Linked DNA regions of Homo sapiens: region 2 is linked to region 1. The links are chromatin contacts, found by Hi-C or POLR2A ChIA-PET in ENCODE. All regions are on one chromosome and are shown on one strand. The core of a region is the stretch at or near the end of the contact, and the rest is flanking DNA. Distances in the headings are between cores, read along the strand shown. Region 1 overlaps RANBP3 (RAN binding protein 3). Region 2 overlaps RFX2 (regulatory factor X2).

Region 1 (7,541 bases), core at 2,923-5,422:
CTCAGAAATAGTTTGTTTAGGCCGGACACGGTAGCTCACACCTGCAATCTCAGCACTTTGGGAGGCCGCGGCAGGTGGATTGCTTGAGGCCAGGAGTTCAAAACCACCCTGGGCAACATAGCAAGACTCTGTCTCTACAAAAAATACACAGATTAGCCAGGCATGGTAGCATGTACCTGTAGTCCCAGCTACTCAGGATGCTGAGGCTGGAGGATTGCTTGAGCCCGGGAAGGGGAGGCTGCTGTGAGCCGAGGTCACACCACTGCATTCCAGCCTGGACGACAGAGCCAGACCCTGCCTTAAAAAAAGAAATAGTTCCATTTAAGCGGGGGTATGGTTTGGATTATATGGGCCAAAAGCTTTGTGTTTCACAGCCACTGTGAAATAAGGGCCTTTGATGAAGAGCCTCCTTTGAAGTTGGCAGAGATGGGTTTGAAGTCAGAATTAGGGTAACACCATGTGGTATCTTCTGTGTAAAAGCCAGATTGGATCTTTGTGTTTATTTTCCGCTCTGTGTCCATGGCCTGCAGTTTTATACCCTCCATCCCCAGTAGATGTTCTGGCTCAAAGGGTGAAAATGGCTGTCCACAATTAAATTTGAAAACATCCTCACGCCCTTTTTCAAACGAGTTTGCTGAATTGGAAATAGGGATCATTTCCACCGCATTCTGCGGCTTGGAAGCTTTGACTGCTGAGGTCTCCTGAGCAGATCAGGTGTGCAGTTCTGAGTTGGAGAAGGACTTAGAAGTGACCCAGCCCGTCCCGCCATCTCCCAGTGTCTCTGATTGTCCCCGATGGTGAGTGCACAGGCTGACCTGGTAGCACCCGCTACCGAGAGCTTGTTCCTCACTGGAGAGGCCTTGCTGTGTCCCATCCCAGGGGACGGAGTCCGTCTTCCTGCCGGTTCCAGCCCCTTCTCAGCAGTGCACACAGCTTGTTCCCAAATGGTTGAGCTCAGAAGTTGTGATGTGCTGGCTGCCATTCCCAGCTCCTGCGTCTGGCTCCAAAGCCACTGCTCCATGTGGGTCTGGGGTGGAGCCATGCGGCCACACCCACGCTGCCCTCTGACCACACCCAGTACTGTTGAGATTCGCCAGGCTCGCTGTGTGTATCCTTCTCTGGCCCTACAGCAGGAGTCCGAGCTTTTCCAAGCCGCCCATGAACATGGCACACACTGCTCATCGGGAACGTGAGCTATGAGGCATCTCCTCTAAGGAGGGCTTAGATGTTGGGGGCGACCCATGGGGGAACTCCTGGTACCGTCTTTGGGAAAGTGGGGAAGAGGCTTCCCCTCCCGCCCCACACACACACAGAGTCTCAGACTGGTTACAGGCCTCGGGATTCGTTTATCAGTTTAAGCGAATCCTCTAAGCAGGCTCCGCCAGGTCATAGACATACCCTGTAGTCAGAAACATTTTGCTGTTTGCCTGCCCCATCTCAGGTGACTCTGTGGGCTCCACCCACCCGGGATTAGCACCAGTCGGTGTGAGCAGGGGGCACACAGCGCAGAAAGCCAAGAGCCAGGGAGTGTTTCTGCTGGACGGGATGCAGGCGGCCCCAGTGGGGCTGGGGATTAGCCCATCCTCTGAGGACTTCCAGGTCGCCAAACACGTTGTGTGTTTAATTTTAAAAAGCCACGTTCACTCTTGCACAGGCACAAGGATGCAGCGTGAAGTCAGCAGTAGCAGAATTTCTAGGGAGCACAGTAGAGAAACATTTACACTTTTCACTTCCTTCACAGTTGGACCAGAAAGTGCCCTCAGCGCTGTGATCCGCTGATTCTGGGCCTGGCATTGTAACTCCAGGCTTCCCTGCCCGCTGGACACGCTGAGCCAGTCAGAAGCTGCCTGCAGCCTTTCTCACCTCCGAGTTCACGGTTGTCAGGTCCCTTCACGACATCTCCCAGGAAAACACTCCCTGCCTCACGTTCATGTCCACTGTACACATCGCCAGAGACTCCAAAGATCTGCCAAAAGCCTTTTAAAATTTCTTTTCAAATTCTACAACACCTTTTTCATCATGTGGTATAGGAAAGACATATACAAATTACTAGCAACTCCATATTCCATTATCTCAAGATAAATGCATTTGGTCTTAGGATATTTAGTTACAAAAAAGTCATGCCTACATGTTGAAAATATTTACACAAAATGGAAATCCTAGAAAGTAACAAGCAGGAGCCACCCTCCAGCTAAGAGGTTCCCGGGTAACCTCCGTCAGTAGTTTGAATTCTCTCTCCCGACTTATTTTCCTGGGCATTCCTCAACACACATACACACCACACATACACACACACACACACCACACACACGGGACTGGATTGGCTTTAACAGAAATGGAATCGCACTTCCGTGTCCCACAAGCTGCTCTCTTCTCTGATCCATGTATTGTGGGCATGTCAGAGGCCTACCTCCCTCTCGGTGGTAATAGCTGTGCTGTACTTTTTTTCCCCCATATTTTCTATTGTAAATTATTTCATTCCTTGGCCAATGATGAGCAACCAGGTTATTTCCTGTCCTCTGCCGGCACTAAGGCTTCTGCAGGGCACAGGTGTTTCTTGTTGTTTGGAGACAGGTTTTTGCTCTGTCACCCAGGCTGGAGTGCAGTGGTGTGATCTCAGCTCACTACAACTCCCAGGCTCAAGCAGTCCTCCTGTCTCAGCCTTCTGAGTAGCTGGGAGTGCAGGCACATGCAGAGGAGACGTGTGGAGTACATGATCTGGTGTGGGATTGCTGGGCATCCGTCTGGGCCAAGTGTGGCACTGGTTTTGATTACTCTGTTTTGTTTTGGTTTTTGATAGGAGAAAGAGCCCCAGAAAAATGAGTCCAGCAATGCCTCTGAAGAGGAAGCCTGTGAGAAAAAAGACCCCGCCACACAGCAAGCCTTTGTATTTGGGCAGAACTTGAGGGACAGAGTTAAGGTATGTGAGCTGTTGAACCAGCACATTGACTTTTTATGCCTTCCCCAGGTTCAACAGCAGGCAAGTAGGTAGATTTTCCTTTTAACAGGGGAGGGGAGCGTGGGACAAAGAAGGTGTTAGCGAGGCAGCCCCATGGCTCACGGCACAGTCTGCTGCTGGTGTGCGTGTGCTGGGCCCTGGCACTTCCCCACCAGCAGCCCAGGCTTCGGAGCCCTCACCTGCAGTGACTTCTCAAGTCAGGGTCCCTGGTTCTCATGGTAGCGGGGACAGGGAAGGTGACTGAACCTGAGGCCTCAGGCTTTCATAGCAGAGAAGAAAGACAGCACGGTCCAGTGTTCTCAGCTCTGCCCAGAGGTTTCTGTTCCCGTATTTCAGGGTTTCTCTGTTTCAGCACTAGCAGCATTACGGCTGGACCATTCTTAGTTTCTGAGGAGTCGCCCTGGGCACTGCAGGGTGCTGAGCAGCATCACTGGCCTCCACCCACCCAATGCTCCTGACATCTGACAACCACAAATGTCCCCAGACGTGGCCAGTATTCCCTGTGGAGTAGAATCGCCCCCATTAAGAACTGTCACCTTATTTTTTTTTAAGTGGGGCAGGGTGGGGTGACAACACTGTCTTCTCTCCTGAAAGGGAGCAAAGCGTCTGCCACCTCTTGGCTGCCCTCCAGACATGTGGTCCTAGTTTGGAGATTGTGTGGTGGGGAAGGGATGGCAGTGGTTGGAAACAGTGGCCCTGGACCATGCACTGGGACTCTAGGAAGACCAGGGTCAGCCAGCACCACCTTTCCCAGCCACAGACATGGAATGTGCTACGGCATCTCTAGCAGCTCCACTGGCAAGAAGCTTCTTTCAAAGCTCGAGAGGCGGTATCGGTGGCTGTGTCTAGAGACTTTTGTGGTTGTCACAACTGGGAGGTACTTCTGGAGGTCAGGGATGCCACTCCGCCCCTTGCAGTGCCCAGGATAGCCACACCACAGGGAATGTTCTGGGCCCAGTGTCAACATGTCAGTAGTGTCGACGGGGAGGGCCCTGAAATAAACAAAAACCTCTCTAGCATGCAGAAAGCACCGGCTTGTGTTTTCTGCTTTCCTTTCTGTTACTCACCGTCCAACAGAAGCCCAAGTCGAGAAACGTGGAAAGTTGATGTTGCTGTTGCCATGGCTTTAGGCAAAATAATGAGTCCCTCAGGGGCTGTTCCCTCCAAGGAGGGAGGGCAAGAGGCGGGGAAGGGCTTGGCCTGTGGAGTTCAGGCCCTGTGGAATCTCTGCCTTGAGTCTGGGGAGACAGCTGCTTTGAATTTGGTGGGGTTGGCTTCTTGCAGAAGTCAGAGGCTTACGTGCACTTCGCAGTCTCAGTCAAATCCCAGCCTCTCCTTCCAGGGCAAACTTGAGCCATGGATTCTTTTTTTTTCTTTGGACACGAAGTCTTGCTGTGTCGCCCAGGCTGGAGTGCAGTGGCATGATCTCTGCTCACTGCAACCTCCACCTCCTGGGTTCAAGCGATTCTCCTGCCTCAGCCTCCCAAATATCTGGGATTACAGGCGCCCACTGCCACATCCAGCTAATTTTTTGTATTTTTAGTAGAGGTGGGGATTTCTCCATGTTGGCCAGGCTGGTCTCGAATTCCTGACCTCAAGTGATTCCCCGCCGCCTCAGCCTCCCAAAGTGCTGGTATTACAGGCACGAGCCACCGCGCCCAGCCAGAGCCATGGTTTCTTAACCCTCTGAGCCTCTGCTTCCTTGTTGGTCAAACAGGGTCCCTAACATCCCCCTCCCAGGCCTCGTGAGGATTAAAGCAGATCGTGCATTTGACAGACTCAGCATAGCAGCTGGTAGGAAAGAGGCCCTCAAGAAATTCTGCTTCTATCATGTTCATAGTAAACCCCCCAAAACGTCAGCTTTGTAACGTTGTGTTATTGGTATGAAGCATTGACCGAGAGGCCAGCTTAGGCGTGGTTTTATAACAAGGCGTGGTTTTGTAACAAGGTGGAAAAGGCTCCTTGGAGCTTCATGAGCTCTCTTTCCATCCTAACTGTTAAAGCAAAAGGTGATGGAGTTGATTATAGCCCTGCCCCCCAGCACATGCACGCGCACACACACAGGCGGGTACAGGAGAGGGTTCATGGCTCCGAGCAGCTCCATGCAGCTCAGGGGGTCTGCAGACACTGAGCTGTGGAACTCCAGGCACCCCCCCACCCCCGATTACTGAGCGCTCCGTCTCATTCCCAGCTGATAAATGAGAGCGTGGACGAAGCCGACATGGAGAATGCTGGACACCCCAGCGCAGACACGCCAACCGCAACGAACTATTTCCTCCAGTATATCAGTTCCAGGTGTGTGTCTCGGTGTCAGCGGCCAGCCTGGCATGGCGATGCAGGTGGCCGCGAGGGCTTCTGCCAGAGAGGGGTCTGTGGTCCCCGTGCCCGACTCAGGCCCAGAATCCAGGTTGCTCTCAGGCCCCTCTCTCTCATTCCCCACTCTGGGCACAACCTTGGGTGGGCCAGGGTGGTGGGCCTTGTCCTGGGATTCACTGGACGCCTGAGACAGGACCAGAGTTCTGTGGGGTTGTCCAGGGGCCCATGGAGGCTACAGCCCAGCCCTTGGAGTGTGCCCTCTGTCTTGTGGACCTCATGCCCAGAGCAGAACAGAGCAGGCCAGAGGCGACTCAGGCGCCCCCTTATTCTGGGTTTGGGCACCTGGGGCAAAGACCTCATCATGTCCTTGACTGACATGGCTGGGGGTAATGCTACCCACGGACCAGCTGCCCCTCCAGGTGTCTCAGAAGAAAGCGTGTCCCGACTGGGAGATGGGCGGGTAGAGCAGGTGGAAGGTGGCTTCCCTCATGCTGTGGGGCCCCTCCATCAGGGCGAGCTAAGGGTTAATGTTTTCAATGGCACAGGGAGGTGTGTGGCTTCCTGCCTCTGACACGCCACCCCGTGCACAGTGGCGGAGGCCCCTCCACTGTGCCCTCTGTGTCAGTGTGTGCTCCATGGGTACCCATACATTTGCCTGGCCACGTTCCCACGTGACGCCCCACACTCATTGCACATCTTCTCTTCAGTTTAGAGAACTCAACCAATAGTGCCGACGCCTCCAGCAACAAATTTGTATTTGGCCAGAACATGAGCGAGCGAGTTTTGGTGAGTGGCTGTGTTGGGAATGTTCTCAGGGACCAGAGGCTCTCGGCGCCAGCCACAGGTCAAGGGGACATGGAGAGCAGGGCTGCTGTGTCGTCCTATGTGAGATGGGGATGCCTTCAGTAGCAAGTGAGAGAGGGAAGACCCTGCTCAGACTCAGCCTGAAAACTGGCCAGGGCCACTGGCTGCCTACGAACTGGCATTCGCTTTTCCCGGCTCCTCCGTGCTGACCAGGGCCAACTTCATCCCAAGATGGGCTTCCCTGGAGGCTGCAGGGTCCTGCTGGCAGTCGGGGTCCATGGTTCCTCCCCACCAGGCCAACTGACAAAAGTCCTGTGGGACGGAGCCAGCCGTGCTGGTGGACAGGGTTGCTGGCCTCCCTGCTCCTGTGAGCATAACCGCGGCCAAGGCCTTGGGTGCACGAAAGGCCCATCTCCGTTCCCAGGAGCCCAGCCAGCCTGGGAGAGGGTTCTAGAATGGTTTGCCTACCTCTTTACACATGTTCCTTTTTCTTCCTGATTCCACCCAGCTCCATTGCGACTGCGTGAGGGCCTGTCCTGAGCCGCCTGGTCACTCTAGCTCTGTCTGGAGTTAGGCTGCATTAAGTACTCTGCAGCTTCTCTTCCTTCGTGGCCACGCTGTGCTTTTTCTATTTCAATGAAATGTTCAAAGTCTTGCCTCACCCAGACGGAGTGACCAGTGTGGCTCGAGGGGACTGTCGGCTGGTGGCACTCACCCCGTAGTGATGCCTGAGGGACCACGTGGGGAGCTCCCAGGCAGTTCAGGGTGTCACCGGGAGTGGGCAGGAGTGCTGGGGGCAGCGTAGTGTTGGGGGCCAGGCAGAGAGGTGCTCAGAGCTGCTGCTGAAGGACCACACAAGTGCCCTCTTCCTTGTATGCTTTTGTGTCCCTGCAGAGCCCCCCAAAATTAAACGAGGTCAGTTCAGATGCCAACAGGGAAAATGCAGCTGCCGAGTCAGGGTCTGAGTCCTCGTCCCAGGAGGCCACCCCTGAGAAAGGTATGTTAGCGTCCCACCACAGCATGGGGCTCATGGTAGGTCATCTTGGGGGATGCTGGGTCCATTCACACCCCCAGCCGGGAGGGATAAGGGGCCCGACTCCCGCAGCAGTAACAACCACATGTGAACCAGCTCCAGGGCCCTGCCTTGCAGTGAGCAAGGGTTTGTGATAAAGAACTCGAGGGCCTGTGTCGCCTTGTGGCCGTGGGGAGGGTGGGGAGGCGCAGGCAGCAGGCGTGGAGGAGTCCCTCACTGTCCCCCCGTCGACTGCTCGGCACGAACACGAGAGTCTGGGGCCACACTTGGCCCCCAGATGGTCTCCCTGCAGCTTCTGAGGCCATATGCTCTGGCTGTGTCTAGGGTCCACTTGGGTTGCCGGGGCAGGCCTGCCAGGGGCAGCAGGCGTCCTTGAGACCAGAACCAACCCTCTCATCTCCTGTCGGATGAGGGGAGATGGCTCTCCTC
Region 2 (7,541 bases), core at 3,121-5,620, 97 kb before region 1:
AGGAGGCTGAGGCATGAGAATCACTTGAGCCTAGGAGGCAGAGGTGGCCCTGAGCCGAGATCACATCACTGCACTCCAGCCTGGGAAACAGAGTAAGACTCTGGCTCAAGAAAAAGATAAGTAAATAAAGCTCTTTTTCAGGGGTGGGTGGTGAAATCTCAAAATTTTGTAATAGTGTATTTTTTAATAGACCAAATGATTGAGACCCACTATGTTGGAGAGACAGTGTTTTCTTCTCCTTCCCAGTCTGCTGGGCACTGGACAAGGCCCCCTGAGATTAGGGCAGACTTCCAGAGGTCATGCACTCTGCTCTCCCGGCACCCATAGGTGAGCGATGTCCCACAGGGAAGGTGCCACAGGGCAGTACTCACGTGGCTGCCCAAGCTGCAGATCAGAATGGCCCCAAGACATGGGGGTGGCATGTGTGTTTTTTCTATCATAGAGGTGGCGATTGCCTTCTCATCGCCTGCACCCTGAGGCTGATGGGTGGGAGAGGTCTCACCATCCTACTTTCCCCTGGTCCTCCAGTGTACCTTCTGCACTTCTTAAAGGTGACCCTGACGTCCTCCTTGGCTTGAAGCAAGGGTAGCTAATGAGAGAAGGCAGAACCACCGTGGTCGGAGGCCGTGGGAGAAGCAGTTACCCTCTCATTCTTGAACTCAGCTCCGCTCGCCTGCTCTCTGAAATACACACTCAACCTGCTCTTTGCAGAAGTGTCAAGTCTTTGGCCTCCTTAAGAAAGGAAGCATATACTTCAAGTTCATCTCCTCCCGCTTCAGTCCTCTGGTCGTCAGGGTGGGCTGCAGCAGATTTTACGTCGCTGTTTTCCGTGTGCGAGTCTAGGACAAACCAAATGCGTGCGAATGCCTTAGTGGCCACGCACAGCTGTGTGCCTCCTCCATCGCGTGGACCTGCCGCCCACCTCCCTCCCCACCTCCATCAGGTCCTTCAGGATCCAACTCAAAAGCCCCTTCCTCCAGGAAGTTCTGCTGTTAGCTGCCCAACTCTTTCTTCCAAAACTCTTTTCTCTTTTCCAAAAATCTTCTTCGCACAGCTCCCACTGGGTAAACATTCGCCAGACAGTGTCCAGTGGCCCTGGATCCTACGGCCTCCTGGTGGCAGGGTCTGAGTCTTTGGCCTCGCTGCTATTTTCCCAAAGCCTCCAGCAGCGGGGAGACCCTGGGATTTGCGACAGGACAGCCTGGCTGGGGAGTCAAGGCTGCCATCTCTCCTTGCTTTCATTCTGGTTCCCCATCGATGTGGCGTGGGGAAAGGAGCAGGTGACTATGATGCTGGCTTGGCTGACACTGGAATGGATGCAGTGGCTGCATATTAATGCTACGGCGTGCACACACATATGCCAGGTTAAAGTTCAGTAGCAAGTTTTTACAACATGATTTCTGCTGCTTCTGTTGGACGGGCTCTCGGGCTTACCTACGTGTGCGAAGCAACACTCCCTACCGCAGCTTTCATGCACAATTTAACTCACCCCCGCCCTGCCTGCGTGGAGCCTCATTTTTATTTTGTAGGAGCTCGAATCATTATTTGGATATTAATAAAAACAAATCTTGGCTGATGCTAACCATCTGATTTCCTTTTTTTTTTTTTCCATTTTGTTTTGTTTTGTTTCTGCACACATTTTCTTTAGCTTGAAATGGCGATTGAAAACCTCCAAAAAAGCGAAGGAATCACATCACACAAAAGCGGTTTACTCAACAGCCATGTAAGTGTGCGTCTGACCTGGCAACCTGTCCCTGCTCTGCTTGTAACCTGCATAGACATTTTTAAGACAAATGAAGGCAACCAGGTGCGGTGGCTCACACCTGTAATCCCAGCACTTTGGGAGGCCAAGGCGGGTGGATCACTTGAAGTCAGGAGTTTGAGACCAGCCTGGCCAACATGGTGAAACCCCGTCTCTATTAAAATAGAAAAATTAGCTGGGCATGGTGGTGGGCGCCTGTAATCCCAGCTACTTGGGAGGCTGAGGCAGGAGAATCGCTTGAACCCGGGAGGCAGAGGTTGCAGTGAGCCGAGATCACGCCACTGCAGTCCAGCCTGGGCAACAGAGTGAGACTCCATCTCAAAAAAAAAAAAAAAAAAAGAAGAAGACAATAAAATGACACCTTTAAAGTGTCATTTGTGAAAGGTGGTTGAGGGGAAGCCAATCTAGAATCCTACATCCAGCAAAAAATACCCTTCAGCAATGAAGGAGAAATCAAGACAGATTCTTTATTTGTAAAAGGTAGATAATAACAACACCTACCTCCTCGGGTTGTCATAGGGAGTAAATTATTTAATGTACGTAAAATACTTTCAACAATACCTGGCAGGTGATAAGCAGTATAGTTATATATGAAAAATAAAAACAATACAAAAATCAGCAACAGCAACAAAAAAGAGAGAAAATGACATAGGATCGGGAATGCCTTAGACTCTTAGCTAATTTTCTTGGGATCCTCTCTTGGAAAGAAACAGTAATTTGAGAAAAGCATAAAGCAGCTAATTCATACAGATTTTAGCGTCTAGGATTTTTCTCCTCCCCTTGTCTCTTGGGAGAAGACCGTGATCACAGTCCCCATGACAGGAGGTTGGGGGCATCTCAGCTCTGCACAGCCCTGTAGCAGGATGGGACTGGGGGACGTGGCAGGCTCCGTCTTTATTTCCAGGGACAACAGAGAAGGAAAGCTCTGGCCCCCTCAGACTCATCGCTTTCACTTCTCCCCAAACGCTCTTGATTCGGTTTTGCACATAGCTGGAAATGTGTTCGGCATCTTAACACTGGGACGGGCCATCGAAGTCAGAATGTCCTTCTAGTAGTTGCTCTCTAGCACTTAAACTGGGCTCTGACATTCTCTTGAGAATTCAGACATCAGAGAAGAAGTCCCCTTCAGTGGACCCCAGTCATCACCGTGATCCCGTCCTGACTCCCGTCCTCACCGTGATCCCGTCCTGACTCCCGTCCTCACCGTGATCCCGTCCTGACTCCCGTCCTCACCGTGATCCCGTCCTCACTCCCGTCCTCACCGTGATCCCGTCCTCACTCCCGTCCTCACCGTGATCCCGTCCTCACTCCCGTCCTCACCGTGATCCCGTCCTCACTCCCGTCCTCACCGTGATCCCGTCCTCACTCCCGTCCTCACCGTGATCCCGTCCTCACTCCCGTCCTCACTGTGATTCCATCCTGACTTCTGTGCTGGCCGATGTGTAAAATGAGGCGTTATCAAAAGGCAGTGAGTGATTCTGGGGGCAGAAAGTGATGTAGGACAGGTCCAGAAACCTGGGTTATGGGTTAGGTACAGGTGTGGTCACCTGCTCACCGCAGCCCCTGACGAGGCCTCTGCCCTTTGCCTCAGGGGGCTGGTCACTAGAAGAAATGGCAGAAATATTTCCTTCTGCCGATTGTCTTGAAGCAAAAAAGACAAAACAAAACAAACACCATGCCAGACCCCTGCTCAGTGCCCCGCCCCTCTCCAGGCTGGGTAGGACATGGTCATCCTGTCATCTGTCACTGCTGGATGACATCCTCCCTGTAGATGAACTCAGGGAGAAGGGAGTCTTCCACACGTGCTTGGAGAGAGGATCTCCCCAGCCCCCAGTCTTAAACTCAGAGCACATACATGGGAAAATGTGCAGAATACCATTCCCCATTCAGCAAGGATCAGGCCATCTTCAGCCTGAACGCAAACCCATGCGGGTCCAGGGTATCAGCCCTGGGCGAGAGGGCTGCGTGACCCAGGCAGGATGGGGGTGCAGAGCCTGGACAGGCAGCAAGTCCACGGGAGAGTTAAAATGTCTATGGGAAAATGGGCTGGGCACGGTGGCTCACGCCTGTAATCCCAGCAGTTTGGGAGACCAAGGCGGGTGTACCACTTGAGGTCAGGAGTTCCAGACCAGCCTGACCAACATGACGAAACCCCATCTCTACCAAAAATACAAATATTAGCCGGGCGTGGTGGCACATGCCTGTAGTCCCAGCTACTCTGGAGGCTGAGACAGGAGAATCGCTTGAACCTGGGAGACGGAGGTTGCAGTGAGCTGAGATTGCGCCACTGCACTCCAGCCTGGGAGACAGAGCGAGACTCCATCTCAAAAAAAAAAAAGAAAAAATGTCTATGGGAAAATGCATGAGCCGCTTGTCTCTGGCTGCTGGGATCCTTCCTGCTTTCTAACACTTCATCCGAAAGGCAGACTTTCTCAGGTCGCTTCCCCGATGAAGATTCGTATTCCCGAGCTGAAGGTAAAATCTCTCGTTTCTTTTACTCACTGATGATTCGCTGTTGAGTTGTTTCCTTCTGTCATGAGCTGTGATCAGTAAGATTCCGGGCTTGGTGACTCGAAGCAAAGGAAGTAAAATAAGATCTTTCTAAAAAGTTCACCACACACACGGGCAGAATAAACTTAGATCTTGTTTTGGCAAATGTGAGAGCCAGAGAGGAAGAGAGGAGTTAAAGCACGTGATCTGCTGATGGACGGGGTGACGTGCCCTTGCAACGATTGTCCCCAGGGCTGCCTGTGGCTGAGACTGAGGTCGTGGTGGGCAGCGGCCTTCTGCAGGTCAGGCGGGGGCACAGCCACAGTGCCACCTCCCCTGCCAGCCTGACCCTGTGGCAGATAAGCCAAGTGTGTGGGAGCAGCTGGGCCCTGGAGACCCATTTTCCCAGTGGCCTCCCAGACCTCCCTTCTCAGACAGCCCCAGGCAGGTCGCCCCAGCAGCAGGGCCTGTGCGCCTCTTCCTTGCTGCCAGCTGGTGACGTCAGACCACCGTCTACCGTGTGCAGGGTTCTGGCCAGGTCAGTGCCGAACATAGGGAGTAAAAAAGGAGGAAAAGTCACTCCAGGGAGCTTAGCATTTGAGGGCAGAAGGTGGAAGACGTGGGAAACCCACCTAGGGAACCCCTCACAGACATCTCTGAGCGGAGCTGGCCACGTGTTCCGCGGAGCTGGTTCCCTCCTCTGCGCTGTCTCAGGAGGGAAGGTGTATTCAGGTGCTGGGAGCCTGGTAAAACGAGACAGCATTGTCCAGACCCAGCCGGTCAACAGGAGCTTCCCAGGCCTCCCCTCTAGGGGCTTGGACCCAGGGGGTCTGCAGGGCCTGGAGGTCTGCACATTGGAAGAACCTTCCAGCCAGCTGATGGTCAGCCTGGCGTGGAAACTCCCAGGGAGGAGGAGGCCCCCTAGCAGTGTCCAAACTGGAAAAGGGCATGATATGGCGCCGTGAAAATGGGGATTAGCTCTTCCAGAGGGAAGGGGACGGAGCCGGGGCTGGGGATGAAACATGTCTTCACCCGACCGGGTGTGGCAGGCCACCGACTTGAGCAGAAGAGGCGGCCTCAGCCCCTGGGGGCCACCGGGCTGCCCTCAGGCTACCAGCCGACCGGGACCCCGTAGCAGGTTCACCGAGTCTCTGTCACCATGAGGTGGCGCTGTCTGCTAAAGTAAACACATCACTTGCACACCCTGCGGGAGAGAGCTGCGTGTGGAAGAGTCGTATTTGGGTTATGTGACTTTTTGCTTTGAAATCAAGAAACACACATTGTCAAAGGTCATTTAGCCTTCAGCTGGTGACCTGTGTAGCCTGGCACGATGGCCGTGCTGTCCTGCAGGCCACAGTGGGGTTGCTAGAGCCGGCAGCTCCTCAGAAGGGGCCTCTGTCCAGAAGTGCCGCTGTTTTCCCTTGGAATTCCTGCCTGCCTCGGATTAGTGTCTTAGCTCAGTGCGTGGCCTCCACCCTCAACAACCCCTGCGCCTCCCACAACCCCTGCGCCTCCCGCCCACGGTCCCATCTGAGGCAGGGGCAGCCAATCTTCCAGGCGCTCGGCCCCCAACCCCACTGCGTCCTCGCCTCCTTGCTCCTCTCATGCCCACCCCCAGATGCTCTTCAACCTCACCTTCAAGAAAGATCCAGAACCAGGTGGCACCCCCCACCTCCTCCACTTCGACTACTTCCCGAGCCGCCACTGTCCCTGTGGATTCTTTCGGCCACCTCCTAGCCAGCCGTCAGCACCCACCCCTACCCAGCCTCCAGCCCCTTCTCACAGCAGCCACCAGAGTGATCCTGCTAAAACCCAGGTCAGATCGCCACACTGCTCTGCTTGGAAGCCTCCAGGGCTCCCCTTGGCCCTCCAAGTAGAACCGAGTGTTGTCAAAATGGCCCACAAGGCCCTGCAGGACCCGCTCTCTCCCACTCCTCACTGTGCTCCAGCCACACGGGCCTCCTCGCTATTCCTCCAATGCACCAGGCTCGGACCTGCCCCAGGGCCTTTGCACTGTGGGGCCCTCTGCCTGAAGCTCTCTTCCCCAGGCTCCCCCTCACCTCCTCTGAGTCTTCACTCAGTGGGCACTTTCTCAGTGAGCCCTGCCTGACACCCCCACCCCACCTCAACTTACTATACCGTTGCAGTCCTCCCTCCAGTCCCTCCGTGGCGGCGACCCCATCCCCTTTCCCAGGTGAATTTCTCTGACGGCACTCGGCATCAGCCCTCATTCGGTTCATTTTACTTATTTATTGTGGGTCTCTGCCAGACAAGAACGGACGCTTCCAGGGGGCAGGGGTTTTTGTCTTTTATTCGCCGTTGCATCCCCAGCACCTAAACAAGGCCTGGCATAGAGCCAGCTCTCGTAAATATTTGTGGAATGGGTGAAAAGGTGGATGTTCCAAGTCGGATTATGTCAACACAGGGCACACCTGGACGGTTGGAATAGCTGCCCGAGCTGCTAGTGTATGGCCCGGTGAGACTCTAACTCACCACCAGGAGCCAGTGTCAGGCAAATTTGCCCCCAGGAATAGAAACAAGTATCTTAGGAGACAAAGGGGGCCAGGTAGGTGGGCATGATCCCTGCCTTCCCACCGGCAGGTGAGGATATCTGTCCACAGGGGCTGTGCCTGCAAAGAGCCCAGAACCACAGGCCTTTGTTGGGGGGCCGGGGAGAGGGAGGCGCTGGCATTTCGGGATTTTTTTTCCTTAAAAGGAATGATTTGATCCATTTCATCAAGAAGTGTGCTGTCCTGACAGATTGTGGCAAATGTGGGTACACATGTACATTTCCTTGGAAAGCGTTCTGCTTATTTGTGTTTGATATTGACACAGAAAGAATGCAAATATCAGCAGACAAAGCAGACTGCAGAACATGCCCAAACCAGAAAGGTGACTCCGTCCAGCTGCTGCCTTTCCTGGCATGAAGGTACCCGAGCCCTCAAGAGCAGGGGAGGTGGGCGAGTGTGGTTGGAGCGGCTGGACCCTCGTGGTCGGTTTCACGGAACTGACCTGTGATGCTTGCCGCAGTCTGACGTGCCGCCAGGTGTGGGCTCCAGCACCGAGGGATGGGAAGGCCCGGTGCATAAGTGGCTCCCAGCCTGCTGGTGAGGCGTAGACCCTGAACAGAGTCTGCAAGCCATACTTCGGTTCTAACCCCATTCTCCTCCCAGAAGTTCATCAACACAGAAGAGGGAGGAAATAGACGCGACTGTTCCAGCCGCTTCAGTCTTCTCTGTGGTTTCTTGATGTTGAGCAAGAAGGACTTGCTGTCAAGACAACTATGCAT

Evidence for each region. A loop is a pair of places that touch in the nucleus more often than their neighbours do. ChIA-PET counts read pairs that join two places held with the same protein, here RNA polymerase II (POLR2A). Pooled maps may share reads with other maps.
Region 2: a loop to region 1 is called in a pooled map, with 6 times the contacts of the local background. The contact joins two enhancer-like sites. A Hi-C loop is called at or near these places in 1 of 37 single-sample maps with no recorded cell type and 6 of 50 pooled maps. POLR2A ChIA-PET finds 5 or more read pairs at or near these places in 2 of 52 experiments (K562 and endothelial cell of umbilical vein).

What each region holds. Positions count from the first base shown.
Region 1 is chr19:5,923,347-5,930,887 of GRCh38, reverse strand. RANBP3 (RAN binding protein 3) reads left to right here. Exons shown (of 17, transcript NM_007322.3): 9 at 2,801-2,920; 10 at 5,151-5,254; 11 at 5,983-6,061; 12 at 6,974-7,076. Among named protein-coding and RNA genes, the nearest start is that of CAPS, 13 kb to the right of the region's middle. RefSeq lists an enhancer at 2,927-3,016. Within about 2 kb of position 4,172, at least 14 of the 41 ENCODE cell types and tissues checked have a DNase peak (open chromatin) inside an H3K27ac peak, as active enhancers do.
Region 2 is chr19:6,020,345-6,027,885 of GRCh38, reverse strand. RFX2 (regulatory factor X2) reads left to right here. Exons shown (of 18, transcript NM_000635.4): 6 at 1,649-1,723. RANBP3-DT (RANBP3 divergent transcript) reads right to left here. Exons shown (of 4, transcript NR_046376.1): 4 at 7,523-7,541. Among named protein-coding and RNA genes, the nearest start is that of RFX2-AS1, 38 kb to the left of the region's middle. Within about 2 kb of position 4,370, at least 11 of the 41 ENCODE cell types and tissues checked have a DNase peak (open chromatin) inside an H3K27ac peak, as active enhancers do.